Regions from separate parts of the Homo sapiens genome. Here region 2 is linked to region 1. Evidence: chromatin loops called from intact Hi-C (ENCODE). Cell type or tissue: mammary epithelial cell. All regions are shown on one strand.

Region 1 (8,000 bases):
GCCCAGCTAATTTTTTTTGTATTTTTAGTCGAGGTGAGATTTCACCATGTTAGCCAGGATGGTCTCAATCTCCTGACTTTGTGATCCACCCGCCTCGGCCTCCCAAAGTACTGGGATTATCGGCGTGAGCCACCGCGCCAGGCCAATTGTCTTGTAATTTTTAAAGAACTGTTTGCCAGCCAGGTACGGTGGCTCATGCCTATAATCCCAGCACTTTGGGAGGCTGAGGCAGGAGGATGGCTTGAGGCTAGGAGTTTGAGAACAGCCTGGACAACATAGCTAGATCCTGTGTCTATTAAAAAATTATAATTTTTAATAAAAAATTGTTTGCCAGGAATGTATTTTACTTTGTTGGGTGCAGGATATTATGTTTCTGTGAATTATCTCAAGTTCTGTTCTGGGATGCAGTTAAGTTCCTTGGAAATAGTTTGATCCTTTTAGGGTGTAAGATGTGTTAAGTGGGATCAGAGCAGTGTTTAGTCCAGAGCTAATTATTCTCCACTACTGAGGCAAGATGCTTCTGAGGGCTCTGCCCAGTGCCTTGTGAATTGTGAGATTGTCCAGGCTGCCTGCGTGAGCTCCAATACTAGTTCCTCTAATCCAATGCTCTAATTCAAGAAAATATGACAGAGTTCATTGTTGTGAAGCAGAGTTGCCCAGGAAGCCCACAGAATCATGAGAAATAATAAAAATTTGTTAAATAATAAATAACTGAAAAAAAAAAAAGAGCTGGATCCAGGTCTTTGCACAACCTCAGGTAGGTGTTGCTAGTGTGTGCCAATCAGAGCTCAGCTGAAGACCTCTGGTGGGCCCTTTGCCGATCTCTGGAGCTCTCTCTCTGCAGTATTTTGCTCTCTGGTATGCTGTCCACCTGAATTCCCTCACTGCCTCAGTCTCCCCTGCCTCTCAGCTTCATCTCAACTCAGAGAGAGCCTGTCCTGACCCTCCTGGACATGTTGAGTTTAATGTGCCTCTTACCATACTAGTGAAGATTCCTTGAAATGCCGTCTGGAAGAGGTCCCTTATAAACAAACTCCTGGATTTCATAACTCAGAAAGGGGAAACCAAACATCGTATGTCTTCAGTTATAAGTGAGAGCTAAGCTATGAGGATGCAAAGGCATAAGAATGATGTGATGGACATTGGGGACTCCGGGGGAAGGGTGGGAGGGGGTGAGGGGTGAAAGACACATTGGGTACAGTGTAGACTGCTCGGGTGATGGGTGCACCAAAATCTCAGACATTACCACTAAATAACTTATACATGTAACCAAATACCACCTGTGCCCCCAAAACTATTGAAAAAAAAACAACAACAACAAAAAAGTCCTGGACTTCAATTGTCCAAGGTGAGTCAAAGACTCAGGCAAATCTCCTACGGAATGTCAGGTTGTCTATCAATTGATTGCCTTGTCATTTGGGATCTGATATTGGGATCAAATTGGCATCTGTAACTCCTCAAGTTATTTCAAGTACTGGGTCTTTGATTTGGTCTATGAGCCACAAAACCTTGTCTGTCTCCTTCCTGTTTAGCTAAAACAAACAAATAAGTAGTGATTCTGATAATCCCTTATTTAAAAAGTACACGTAACATGTAAGAGATTTTACTTGTGACCTATGAGCCGCATTATTATTTGTTATTAGTAGTAGCCGAAATGCTGACATTGATGAATGATAGGCTTTTCAAAATATTAGTTAGATGTAGTTAGTGTGTTCTTATAATAATAACACTCACTCATCAGCTTCAGTGTTAGCCAGGACTCTTGCTTGAAAATCATGGAAGTCAACTGAGAGTAATTTAAGAAAAACTTCTACAACAAATCCCCCTACAGAAATGAAATTTAGAGGCCCATTTAGCTCAAAAGCCTAAGACGTAGGGCCTGATTCAGTCTTCAGATCTCTCTCCTTCCCTGTCGATTCTGTTTCCTTCTCCCTATCTTCATTTTCAGCCTGGTGGGACCAGATTTACGTCAGCCTTAAAGTTTTGATCTCTAAATAAATAAATAAAAGAATAATTTCTCTGATATCTCTGGCAAAGTCCTGGGGCAGGGGGAATCTCAGGTGCCTAGGCTTAGGTCTCATGCCCCTCCTTGCTGTGGGGTCAGAAGAGGGTAAGCCCACAGGGTCATGTGACTTCAGCAGGCTTCCCACGGAGTGGGCTTTTTCATCCCTGGCAACATTGATACTCTGGGCTGGATGATTGTCTGTTGTGAGGCTGCCCTGTGCATTATAGGATGTTTAGCAACCTCCCTGGTCTCTACCCACTAAGATACCAGTAGTACCTCTCTCCTTTCCCCATAGTTGTGGTAACGAAAAATGTCTCTAGATGTTGCCAAATGTCTTCTGGTGGGCAAAATTGCCCCCATTAAGAAGCACTTCTATGAAGCAGGAGTACTTTCCTTTGGGTAGAGATGCTGGGCAAGACAGGGCAGGATGGCTAATGCCTAGAGTCCCAACACTTTGGGAGGCTGAGGCAGGAAGATCTCTTGAGTTCAAGAGTTGGAGACCAGCCTGGGGCAACATAGTGAGACCTTGTGCCTACTAAAAATAAAAAAAAAAAAATAGCCAGGTGTGGTGGTGCATGCCTGTAGATGAGCTACTTGGAAGGCTGAGGCAGGAGGATTGCTTGAGCCCAAGAGATAGAGCCTGTAGTGTGCTGTGATTATACCACTGCACTCCAGCCTGGGCAACAGAGTGAGACCCTGTCTCAAGAAAAAAAGAAAAGAAAAGAAAAAAAGAGAAACCGGGTAGGAAGACAGGCCCACCACCCAAGTCAATGTGTTTTCTGAGCAAAGCAGAAGGAGATGGATCTACAGATGCGATCTGTACTATGAACAATTTCAGTGGCTGCAACGTTGTGCAGTGCTTTAATTTCTCACAAAATAATTTTGGGAGAGGGTTCATAAAAACTGGGAAATACCTGTGAAAATGTGAGATTAATGTAAGTATCGTAGCAGAACCAGAATAAATGAAAGCTCTCTAGTGTCATGATGAAAACTATTAACTATTACTATTAACTATTAACTAAGACTGTGTCTGATTCATTGCTTGTAACACAATCCTTGAAACTGGGTGATTTATAAGAAACAAAATTTACTCCTTACAGTTCTAGAAGCTGGTTGAGGAGAGTCATCTGGTGAGAGGCTTCTTGCTGATGGGGCCTCTGCAGAGCCGCAAGGCTGCACAGGGCATCACATGATCACATGGCACAAAGGCTGAGCATTCTAGCTCAGGTCTCTCTTCCTCTTCTTATAAAGACACCAGTTCCACTCCCATAACAACCCATTAGCCCATTAATCCATGAAAGAATTAATTCATTCATGAGGACAGAGCCCTTGTGACCTAATCACCTCTTAAAGGTCCAACCCCTCAATACTGCCACATCGGCAATTAAGTTTCAACAAGAGTTTTGGAGGTGACGAACACTCAAACCATAGCAGACTGAAATACCAAGTTTTATTTTGGCTCAATATTGTACTAGGTACATGATCATTCTTAAATTATTTAATCTTTGAAATCATTGGTTTCCTCCAGTATAAAAGATGATAAATGATATCAGGCAACCAATTGCTGATGTATGTGAAACTGTGAAGTACTAGGCAAATGGAATATTATTTAAACATACTCTTCAATTAGTTGAATATGAAAGCTACTTTGGTGACTTCTGATTTTTTAGAATCAGAAAATTTCCTCCCTTCCTTTCTTCTTCCCTCCCTCTTCCCTCCCTCCCTCCTTCCCTCTGTCCCTCCCTCCCTCCTTCTTTCTTCCTCCCCATCCTCCTCCCTCTTTGTCTCTTCTTAATTTTTTCTTTCATCTTCTTTTTGGCTTGTTGGTTAATGTAGAGATATAAGTGTTGTAACAAATAAGTTACTATTATTTTCTAGTATGTTCCAAGAAGCAAAAAAAAAAATATTGCTTGCCTGATTTATTACCAGTTTATTCTGTTCCTGCTGTTAAAAAATTAGGGAAAAAAAAGGGAAAGGAAAGAAAAACATTTCCAGTTCGTTGAGCTAACTGGTGGGTGAGAGGCTGAGAAATGATACCATCCTTGCGAAGGCAGATATTATGTCCCAAGAGCACACGATGTGTATGTTCTCAACCTTCTGGCTCTGTTCCACCTTGGTAATAATCCAACCAGTTAATTCCGTGGGACTTAAGCTTCTGGTCTTTGTCTGAACAAATCAGAAATTGCCAGAAAATGTTAGAACAAATTGTAGATCCCAGTTGTAGTGAAGGGTAGAATATATCCCAGAAACAAAACAAATGACTTAATCCATTGTCAGATGTGGGGGCTCTATGATTCATCCCTTAAAAGAGAATTATGGTAGGGCTTACTTCCCAAGTGAAAGAAAGACAATGTGCTCTTCCATCTAATCCGATTGTAGGAAAATTTCGGAATGTCACCTTTTAGAGTAAACATTGCTTGACTCTTAGATTAGGTCTGTAATTTATGGTGCAGGATCTCCTTTAGAGTTTTCAGTAAAGAATGCTGTATTTGTTCCTTTTCTGTTTGCAAAAATAGGCGTTTGGGTGTGACATCCCTTAGGGTGATCATTATCAGTGGATCATTTTACATATTCTTGTGCCAATTCTAAAATAAGCACATATATTTCTCAACCAGTTGAGTATCTCCTAAATGATGCTTTCTTCTCAGTGGGAAGCTTTGGATACTTATGAAAAAAAAAATCAGAGTTCTTTAAGTTGGAGAGTCCACGCTGATATTCATCACAATTTGCATTTGAATAGTACAAACTACAGGAAACCATGGTTGGGGGGGGAGGTGAAATTTTTATTATGTGCTTGGCGAGGAGTCTCTGAGTGTTTATAGTTTGGGAACGGATACTAGCAGAAGGCTTTCTGTTGTTGTTAGGGACGGCTCACATTCCCTTCCCACCCACTCACTGCCATCTACAGCTCAGCTTTGGAGTCAGAATAGCACTTTTCCTACGTTTAGTAGGACTAAGAAAGATTTTTTTTTCTCCCCTTGGCATATTCCTGCAGCTGGATATTAGGGAAGCAAGGAAGCTGTTGAATAGCTTTCTAGCTAACCACATTCATAGTATTCTTTCTCATCTTCCTTCAGAGTTTCTGTTTAGTTTTGTTCTGTTCTAAGGACCTATTTCCTCTCTAATGAAATTTTCGTAGGACCCTGTTGTTTGAATGTTTGTTTCTGGACCCTTTGAGGTTTCTTTACTGGCATTGTTATTTTGATTGGAGAGCCAATTTGCTATCTGTGAACTTTTGCAGATGCGTGAATCGTGAGTGAGATAGAGAGGTGACATATATTTGAGTGTGTGGTATGGGGGAGAGAAAGAGTCACTTTTTGTGCTCTTCCGGGCACGTCTTCAAACACACCATGCTGTCCCCCACACAGTGAGTAGAATTATCCCAACTGTTTTTAAGTTTTAAAGTGCTAACAAACAGAAAAAACAATGAAAATAATTTTCTCTTCAAGGATCTCTGAGAACTCTGGCCACACCTCATTCTTAAAAGCATAATATGTGAGTGACTAGGACAGAATTCTTTCCCTGGATTCCCTTAGAGAATGTCTCACGAAATAACGTCTCATGGCAATGAATCATCGGCTCAGGATCCGACCAGTAAGCCACTGGCCACATTTCTATTTTTAAGAGTCACTAGGAAAAGTTGGAAATAATTTTAGAAAATAAAGAAAATACTCTTTGGCCTTTCTTTCATTTTCTTTTCATTTGGGGAGTAAGTGGAGAATGGGGGAAGAGATCTCATGTCTTTGATTCATGTAAAGCCAAGTTCTGGAAATATAGCAAACGCAGGAGAACTCTTTCTTAAGTGGTAGGAACAGTCCTAATTCCCACAGTTTAGGTTATCTGGTCTATTTCAAGGTTTTGGTGCGTGAGGTTTGGTGTCAACAGCATGATATGATCTGTGGTATACTTAGGGTTCCCAAATATGAATGTAGAAGCATTGAAATAATTTATTTTATTGGATTTGAATTCACTAAATATAGCCCTTGAGTCATGTATAAAATCTCATTGTTCTAATATGAAACAAATGCTGAGTTTATTGTCAAGCCTAATTAACATGTCATGAACATGGGGCACCTGTAAATGATAGAATCTGAGTTAACAACAGCTCTCTGACTGTGTGCACGGGCTGTTTGGAGGGCTTCTTCATGCTCAAAGTTCAACGGCATTTAGAGTTTCAACAGTTCACTGCTTCAATTTTTGTTTACTTTCGTTTCCCCTGGGCAGAACTCTCTAATCTGGGTTTAACTTTTTATACTATACTTGTGAGAGGTGCTCAAATTACCCTACTCCAATAATAGCATACTCTTCATATGGGAAATTTGAAAAGTGCCTCTGCCCACTCTATACAGAATTTCCTGTGCTGTACATTTATCCTGCTGAGACAGGAAACACAATTATTGTTTGGAATTAAGCTAGACCCTTGAGGAACATGAAGTTCTGCTTATGGTTTCCCCACCCCCCTCCATCATCAGACATGGGTGTTGTTTTATCAGAAATAAATAAAAACGGATAATGTAGCTACAAATAGCTACAGGGAAGGAAAAATCTATTTGTAAGATTTTTATTACTTGTGCCTAAATAAGATGGTTCTCTGAACATTTGCTGACTGTTTACAAGAGAAAAATAATTATTCCTGGCTTGTAAGCCTGTCAGGCCATCACAGAAGAAGGTACAAACTATTTCCACATTTTTTAACCCCCTCAGTTTCTCTATGATTATTCGTTGACTATTTTAGCTGGTGACACAATGAAAAAACAGAGTCTAAGCAATTTCTCTAGGAATCAAGATTTATCTGCATTTTTTTTTTTTTTTTTTTTTTGGCCAGAGTGGCGTGATCTTGGCTCACTGCAACCTCCGCCTCCCAGGTTCAAGCGATTCTCGTGCCTCAGCCTCCCAAGTAGCTGGGATTACAGGCATGTGCCACCATGTTCAGCTAGTTTTTGTATTTTCAGTAGAGACGGGGTTTTGCCATATTGGCCAGGCTGGTCTTGAACTCATGATCTCAGGTGATCTGCCCACCTTGGCCTCCCGAAATGCTGGGATTACCGGCATGAGCCACCATGCCCGACCTTGCATCTTTGGATAATCAAATATTACCTCTTCAGAAAAGACTTCCATGGAAGCCCCTTATGAAATACTGCCAGAGCCCTCACCTCCCATATGGCTCCATTTTCTTGTCCTGTTCACTTTCTTCAAAGCATTCATCACTATGAAGTATTATATTAATATATGTATTATTTACTAGCTTATACACCTCTAGGACAGTGCTACCCAACAGAAATATAATGCAAGCCACACAGGAAATTTAAAATTTTCTAGGAGTCATATTAAGAAAGTAAAAAGAGGTCAGGCGTGGTGGCTCACTCCTGTCATCCCAGAACTTTGGGAGGCCAAGGCAGGCAGAGAGCTTGAGCTCAGGAGTTCGAGACCAGCCTGGGGAACATGATGAAACTCCATCTCTACTAAAAATACAAAAATTATACTAGCTGGGCATGATGGTACACACCTGTAGTCCCAGCTACTCAGGAGGCTTATGTGGGAGGATCGCTTGATCTCAGGGAGGTCAAGGCTGCAGTGAGCCGTGATCATACCACTGCACTCCGGCCTGGATGACAGAGTGAGACCTCATTTCAAAAAAAAAAAAGAAGGTAAAAAGAAAATGAATACTATTATATTTATTATAATAGTAGTGTTTCATTAAACCCAGTATGTCCATAATATTATCATTTTAACATGTAATCAACATAAAATAATTGTTAATGAGATATTTTTTATTCATTTTTTGAACTAAGTCTTTGAAATCCAGTGTGTGTTTTACTCTCACAGCATATCTCAGTCCCGACCAGCCCCATTCAAGTGCTCAGTGGCCACTTGAGGCCTGTGGCTACCATATCAGCCTGCGTGGCTCATCTATAAACTCCAGGTGGTCAGCAACTTTGTTTTGTTCCCTAGAGCATTGACGCACACACACTAAAGACATAGTAAATAGTCAATG
Region 2 (8,000 bases), 210 kb before region 1:
GGTAATTTGATATCCAGTGTGAGAATCTAACATGGGGTGCCTCTCTTCTTTGTCTATCTCTATTCTATTTCTTTTTCTTTTTTCTTTCTTTTTTTTTTTTTTTGAGATGGAATCTTGCCCTTGTTGCCCAGGCTGGAGTGCAATGGTGCAATCTCGGCTCACTACCACCTCTGCCTCCCAGATTCAAACGGTTCTCCTGCCTCAACCTCCTGAGTAGCTGGGATTACAGGCGCCCGCCACCACGCCCCGCTAATTTTTGTATTTTTAGTAAAGACAAGGTTTTGCCATGTTGGCCAGGTTGGTCTCAAACTCCTGACCTCAAGTGATCCACCTGTCTCAGCCTCCCAAAGTGCTGGGATTACAGGCGTTGAGCCACTGCGCCTGGCCCTCTATTCTGTTTCAATCCAACTATATGTCTGGTTTGAGGAAATAGCCAGGGACCCACGCTGTGATTAGCCCAACAACCCAAGCAGGGCTGACTCCTGAAGCCAGAGTAGTAACAATCAGTTCTGGCCTGGCTGGTCACGGTGGCTCACGCCTGTAGTCCCAGCACTTTGGGCGACTGAGGAGGTGGGGGGGGGGGGCAGATCACTTGAGGTCAGGAGTTCGAGACCAGCCAGGCCAACATGGCAAAACCCCATCTCTACTAAAGACACACAAGAAATTGGCAGGGTGTTGTGCTACACGCCTGTAATCCCAGCTACTCAGGAGGTTGAGGCAGAAGAATCGCTTGAATCCAGGAGGCAGAGGTTGCAGTGAGCCGAGATCTGGCCACTGCACTCCAGCGTGGGTGACAGAGTGAGACTCCATCTCAAAATAAATAAATAAATAAATAAATAGGCAGGGCATGGTGGCTCATGCCTATACTCCCAGCACTTTGGGAGGCCAAGGCAGGCGGATCACGAGGTCAGGAGATCGAGACCATCCTGGCTAACGCGGTGAAACCCGGTCTATACTAAAAATAATAAGATTAGCTGGGCATAGTGGCAGGCGCCTGTAGTCCCAGCTACTCGGGAGGCTGAGACAGGAAAATGGCGTGAACCCGGGAGGCGGAACTTGCAGTGAGCCGAGATCGCACCACTGCACTCCAGCCTGGGTGACAGAGCCACACTCCGTCTCAAAAAATAAATAAATAAATAAATAATCAGTCCTGACCTAATACAACAGACATGAATGGCAAAAAGTTTGATTGTGCAATTTTCTCCATAAGAGGACCTGAGGCAGGTCGTATGCTTGCTGTCTAGAAAATAATTTCAATGTATTTTGGATTCATCCATACTAAGCAGTTTTTGCTTTGTTAACTGTTTCACCTTATGAGATTTTTATTTTGAGAACAACGTGTGGTGAACGTTGGGATGTTTTTTTCTTCCTCCTCTTTTTTTTCCCTTCTGCTTTAAAAATAAGATAAGCTTGCATGCAAATAGAGTTCAGGGTGACCACAGTAACATTCTCAGCTTTATTTACTGAATTACGGAGTCTCCCTTCACTTGATTAAGTTCCATTTGCATATCTTTAACATGAGAAACACTTTATTCCACTTTATTCCATTAATGAGTCATTTGAGACATCTTCAGAGTTTATAGCAATGCTGAAAGAATGGATGTCTTCTGTATGAAAACTTAGGGGTTGTTTTATGTGCAGAGAAAGAGAGAGACAAATAGAGGTTTTTTAAAAAAAAAAATTCTAAAACTGAAATGTGCTCAAATGAATTAAAGATATTTGAAATATATTTATGTATGTATTTCTAGCTAAAGAAATATATAGTATAACATTCTCATTCTATGAAGAAATAGGCTATTTCCTTTTGTGCTACATATAATTAGTTTTCTTTTTTTTTTTTTTTTTTTTTGAGATGGAGTCTTGCTCTGTCACCCAGGCTGCAGTGCAGTGGTGCGATGTCGGCTCACTGCAAGCTCCGCCTCCCAGGTTCACGCCATTCTCCTGCCTCAGCCTCCCGAGTAGCTGGGACTACAGGTGCTCACCACCTCGCCTGGCTAATTTTTTGTATTTTTAGTAGAGACGGGGTTTCACCGTGTTAGCCAGGATGGTCTTGATCTCCTGACCTCGTGATCCGCCCGCCTCGGCCTCCCAAAGTCCTGGGATTACAGGCGTGAGCCACCGTGCCCGGCCATATAATTAGTTTTCGAAGAAGAATAATAACTCTATATGTTTACTATTTTTATTTTTTTAATTTAATTTTTTTTTATTTGAGACGGAGTCTTGCTCAGTTGCCCAGACTGGAGTGCAGTGGCACAATCTCGGCTCACCACAACCTCCACCTCCTGGGTTCTAGCGATTCTCCTGCTTCAGCCTCCTGAGTAGCTGGGATTACAGGCGTGCACCACCACACCCAGCTAATTCTTGTATTTTTAGTAGAGATGGGGTTTCACCATGTTGGCCAGACTGGTCTCGAACTGCTGACCTTGTGATCCACCTGCCTTGGCCTCTCAAAGTGCTGGGATTACAGGCGTGAGCCACCGCACTCGGCCTATTTTATTATTTTTTATTTTATTTTTGGAGAGCAATGGCACAATTTCGGCTCACTGAAATCTCGACCTCCCGAATTCAGGCGATTCCCTTGCCTCCCGGAGTAGCTGGGACTACAAGCGCCCACCACCACGCTCGGCTAATTTTTGTATTTTTATTAGAGACAGGGTTTCACCATGAGGGCCAGGCTGGTCTTGAACTCCTGACCTCAAGTGATCTGCCAGTCTCGGCCTCCCAAAGTGCTGGGAATACAGGCTGTGAGCCACTGCGCCTGGCCTGAATTTTTATTTTTTTTTTTTGAGATGGAGTCTTGCTCTGTCGCCCTGGCTGGAGTTCAGTGGCAGGATCCCAGCTCACTGCAACCTCCGCCTCCTGGGTTCAAGCAATTCTCCTGCCTCAGTCTCCTGAGTAGCTGGGATTACAGGCATGCGCCACCACACCCAGCTAATTTTTTGTATTTTTGGTAGAGACGGGTTTCACCATGTTGGCCAGGCTGGTCTCGAACTCCTGACTTCAAGTGATCTGCCTGCCTCAGCCTCTCAAAGTGCTGGGATTATAGGCATGAGCCGCTGTGCCTGGCTGAATATTTTTACATAGGAAAACAAAAGAGAGAGAAAAAGAAAGACAATCTCAATGCTTTTCTCAGAAAGAACAGGAAGCCTCAAGGAGGAAGTAGGTGACAGTTTATTTTTCAACAAGCACACGTTATCAAGTGAATGAAATTCCTCTGGAAGCTATAAAATTGAAGATTGGAGGATGGCAGTGTTCAGATAGCATGAAAGGTTGCTCACTATTTAGGAATTTTTTTCAAAGCTAAGTTATTAATGAAAGCCAATTATTTGCACTTTTCCAGAAGGAAACACTGAGTCATTCATGAAATGATCTAAGATTTTGAAACTTGCTTACACCATTTTTTTCCCCTCCTCCTTTCTTACCTGTGCCAAAAACAGAAAAGCCAACTACTCACTGGGGCCTAAATCCAGGGAGCCTGCACCAAATTAGCTCAAGACTGGAGTAATTTAACAGACTCGTGATGCCCCGAAGGCTTAGGTCCTACCAGGATGGTAAACTCTGAAGTGCCTCCATTGCCCCCGCAGGGTGCAGAGCACAGGGGCCTGGTCCCCACCTCTGGAGGGCCTGTGATTAACTGGTTCTGGCTCAGTAATTATTTAGCCATATCCCTGGACTGCCTCCAAGTTTCAAGTCGAACAGCAAAAGGGCGTGGGCCCGCAGATAGGCAGAACCGTGCTCCTAGGAGGCATTACTTATTTACAGCCAGATCCCTACGGAATTTGGCCAGAGATGGGATACAGATGAGAATGTGTTTGGCTAGGAAATACTGACTTCTTGATGCATTTATGGAAAGTTTGTGAGCTTAGGCCAGTAAACCATGTCAAAAACACAGTCAACAAATGTTTGTTTCAGGAATAAACTGTGAGTGAGGTGGTTTTAACCTAGGGACAGCTTCATTCTGTTTCTTTCCTGGTGAGACTATTTCTAGGTACTTTTTAAAAAACGTACGTTGAGGCAAATTCACTAAGAGTCAAACCACTGAAGTTTCTGGTTAGGCCATCAGTGGAAGCTGCTTATTTCATCTTCACAAACAACTGTAAGTCCATGTAGATAAATAATGTAGACAAGGAAACAATGTTTTGATCCAAACAATACAGAAAAGCTTGGAATTGTGCCTCCTTAACGTAACACCTTATGTTTGCATTGTTCTGTTAAAAGGATTTTACAGATACATTATCTTAAAATGACACTGCAAGGTACAGAGGGGAAGTTGAATGTCCCATTTCACAGATTAGACAACGGTGGCTCAGAGAGACCATGACCTTCCGAAGGTCACAAAATTAGTACATTGCAAAGTCCATGCTTAAATCCAGGGCCCCTGGCAAGAGTGCTGAGCTTGCCCCTTACAAACCGGATCTGAATGTTCCCTTCTGTATACCAGGACTCTGTGAGCTTATGTCCTTTGGTTTTGCATTAAACCTGAGCTTTTAGCTCCTAGAATTCACAAGGAATATTCAAGTCTATTTCCACTCCCTACCTTGAAGCTCCTGGTCTGTTTTCACAACAGGGGATGTGCCTGTTTGAGAAGGAAGTGGTCTAGAGTCTGGTATTAGTGTAAAATGGCTTCCTCTTTTTCTCCTTGAATTTATTCTGGTAGTATTTTATCCCAATACTCCTCCCCCGCAGCAAAAAAATCCCAAATTCTGCAACACAATTGAGGAACTTAAAAAAAAAAGAAAAGAAAAACCTTTCTCATCCACTAAGATGTTACTAATGATCACCAGTGATTTTTAATTCCCTTTGTATATGTGTGTATTTTTCAGCTTTTTTTTTAAACAATGATATAGGGTGGGGTTTTCTAACATTTAGGGAAAAAATTATTTTTAAAAAATCTCATTATTTTTGTGTAATTCACATGGTGTAATTCACACAATGGGTGGTTATTACTAACACCAGTAGGAAAAAATATCACAGGAGCTTCATGACAAATCCTTAGGCAGGGTTTAGGTCTCACTAATTTAGAATATGCCTGGTAAGCACTGGTTAAAAATTGATGATCCCGGGAAGTCTTTCTCAAACGATTTTTGTAAAATACCTAGGAGACCTTGAACTGTCTGTTACGGAGGTTTCCAATCCTGAGGAGAAGGACGGAGGGTGGCGTTCACGAGGGATACTGCCTATTACTCAGCTTAAAGTCCCCTTGGCTCTGCCCTCCTCCTCCTCCTCGTGCTGCGAGCTGGGAGGAGTCAGCGTTTTCTCTCCCTAACTGGCATTTTCACTAGGCAGAATACTTGTCTTTTGTGAACGTTTTCATTTTCAAGACATATAAAAGAAAACTTTGTTCTTTAGTAAGTGATTTTCTCCCCCGACAGGGAGAGGGTTACAAATCCCTCCCTCTCCAGCGGAGTTTTCTTATCTCTTATTTACAGAGCAGTAGCCATTTTGGGGAGGGGGAAAAGTTGTCAGCAACTCACGTCCTAATAATGGCAGATATTTTTCTTAAGCCCTCACCATGTCCCAAGCACTCTCCCAAGAGTTTTACATGTATTAACTCAGTTAATCCTTCCTAGAGCCTTATGGTATACGTGCTATTAGGATCCCGATTTTACAGAGGAAGAGACTGAGGAACAGAAATGTAAACTAACCTGCCAAGATCACACAGAGGCTGGGATTAGCTCTCTGACCTCTGTCCCAGAGGCAGAATTTTTTTCTAATCTCACGAGTATAGGTGAAAGTCAGAGTCTCATTACAGATTGAGACTGAACAGAAAGTTGGAATCCATTGAAAAAGAGGTGTGTGACATTGATCAAGGCCAGCACTTTTATTTTTGCCCATTTATACTTCCTTAAAAATCTATGAGCCAACTCTGTTGTTACAACACAAACATGCAGTGGTTCCCTAGCCAGGTCAGGTCAGCTAGAAAATACAACATACGCTCTTGAACAACTAGATTTATTTCAACCCAATTTTCAATGTTTATATAATTCAATTGTAAAATGTTAAAACTTGGAGGATTTTATTCACCAGCTGAAGGACTCATAGTTACTATCTTTAAAAACAGCAGTGAATAAGCAAACTATAAACTAACAAAAAAACCAAGCACAACAAAACAAACAGCAAATTAGGTTTAATCATAATGCTTGGGAGAATATGTATTTGGCTTAATTATATTTTCTTCTTTTTTTTTTTTTTTTTGAGATGGAGTTTCGCTCTTGTTGCCCAGGCTGGAGTGCAATGGCACGATCTCAGCTCACTGCAATCTCCGCCTCCTGGATTCAAGCGATTCTCCTGTCTCAGCCTCATAAGTAGCTGGGATTGGCCGGGTGCAGTGGCTCACACCTGTAATCCCAGCACTTTGGGAGGCCGAGGCAGGTGGATCACGAGGTCAGGAGTTCAAAACCAGGCTGGCCAAGAAGGTGAAACCCCGTCTCTACTAAAAATACAAAAAATTAGCCGAGTGCAGTGGCAGGCACCTGTAATCCCAGTACTCGGGAGGCTGAGGCAGGAGAATCGCTTGAACTCGGAGGGCGGAGGTTGCAGTGAGCTGAGCTCGCGCCACTGCACTCCAGCCTGGCGACAGTGTGAGACTCCATCTCAAATTAAAAAAAAAAAAAGAAAAGTAGCTGGGATTACAGGTGCCCGCCACCATGCCCGGCTAATTTTTGCATTTTTAGTAGACACAGGGTTTCATCATATTGGTCAGGCTGGTCTCAAACTCCTGACCTCAGGTGATCCACCTGCCTCCGCCTCTCAAAGTGCTGGGATTTCAGGCGTGAGCCACCGCGCCCGGCCAATTATATTTTCTAGTTACTCAGCTATCTACAAATAAAGGTTTTGTTTCATCTTTACATATTTTAAATATGTCTTACTATATATTTATATGTATACATAAATATTTCTTGTACTCTTTTAATATGTAAGGAATAGTTTTCCATCTTTAAACATGTTTAATATGGTAAACATCCTTTTTTATGAAACAAGATTGAATATCAATAAACTAAACCACAAGTAGAAAAAACTATCATTTTTCATGGAGAATTCACAGTTCTTTAATGCTCTCATTCTGAATCTGAATAATCATTCATGATGAAATAGAAAGCACAAATAAGTTTTACCCACATGGACTCTTCATAACATTCCCTGGAGGCTTCCTTTTTCAGACCAAATCTTTAATATCAGTTCTGTCCTTATGATTTATCTCTTCCTCCTTCAAAAGAGAAAGTAAAAAAAAAATAAAAATTAAAGGCTTTTTTTTTTTTTTGAGACGGAGTCTCACTTTATCGCCCAGGCTGGAGTGCAGTGGGGCAATCTTGGCTCACTTCAACCTCCACCCCCTGGGTTCAAGTGATTCTCCTGCCTCAGCCTCCCGAATAGCTGGGATTACAGGCACCTGCCACCGTGCCCGGCTAATTTTTTTATTTTTAGTAGAGACAGGGTTGCACCATCTTGGCCAGGCTGGTCTTGAACTCCTGACCTCGTAATCCACCCACCTTGGCCTCCCAAAATGCTAGGATTACAGGCATGAGCCACCGCGCCTGGCCTAAAGTCTCAGTTTTTATACATACACACACACATATTTTTTAATGTGGCACACACTATATAGAATATTGCAGTGCAATTTTAATGAGAAAGAAAAATGATCTTTGAGACACAACTGAAATTGAAGTACACAGAACTTATATTGTTCATTAAAACTTGTCTTTATTATACAGTTTCTAAACACTGAAGGACACAGGCAAAAGCTATGACCAGTATAAATTTAATTAAGCTTTCCATTCTGTGTATGATGAAAAGAACCGAAGTCTGTCATTTTAAAGTGAACTCCATGTAAATCCCAAGAGAAAAGTGTAAATGATTTTATTGTATGAAAAAGTTCAGTGAACTTTGAAATTCTTATTGAGCATAATAGACTTATACTGATCAAACCAGGCCAGGTGAAGTGACTCACACCTGTAATCCCAGCACTTTGGGAGGCCAAGGTGTGAGGATCACTTGAGCCC

What was found. A loop is a pair of places that touch in the nucleus more often than their neighbours do. Peaks named below come from ENCODE experiments on the same cell type or tissue, not always from the same donor. Only the 100,000 strongest peaks of a DNase experiment are listed, where the experiment ranks them.
Region 2: it touches region 1 in a loop (7-fold over the local background); 8 of 110 quality-filtered maps call a loop at or near these places.

What each region holds. Positions count from the first base shown.
Region 1 is chr20:53,824,016-53,832,015 of GRCh38, forward strand. No RefSeq gene overlaps it. Among named protein-coding and RNA genes, the nearest start is that of BCAS1-AS1, 87 kb to the right of the region's middle. RefSeq lists enhancers at 4,709-4,818, 6,085-6,229 and a cis regulatory region at 6,151-6,164. In mammary epithelial cell, a CTCF peak has its summit at 4,897 (motif pointing left); DNase peaks (open chromatin) are centred at 4,156, 4,836 and 5,546; H3K4me3 peaks cover 548 bases; H3K27ac peaks cover 4,158 bases.
Region 2 is chr20:53,618,325-53,626,324 of GRCh38, forward strand. The region is part of intron 2 of LOC105372672 (a long non-coding RNA gene); the gene reads left to right. Among named protein-coding and RNA genes, the nearest start is that of ZNF217, 28 kb to the left of the region's middle. RefSeq lists an enhancer at 3,221-3,985. In mammary epithelial cell, no CTCF peak of the experiment used is centred here; DNase peaks (open chromatin) are centred at 3,397 and 5,187; H3K27ac peaks cover 3,372 bases.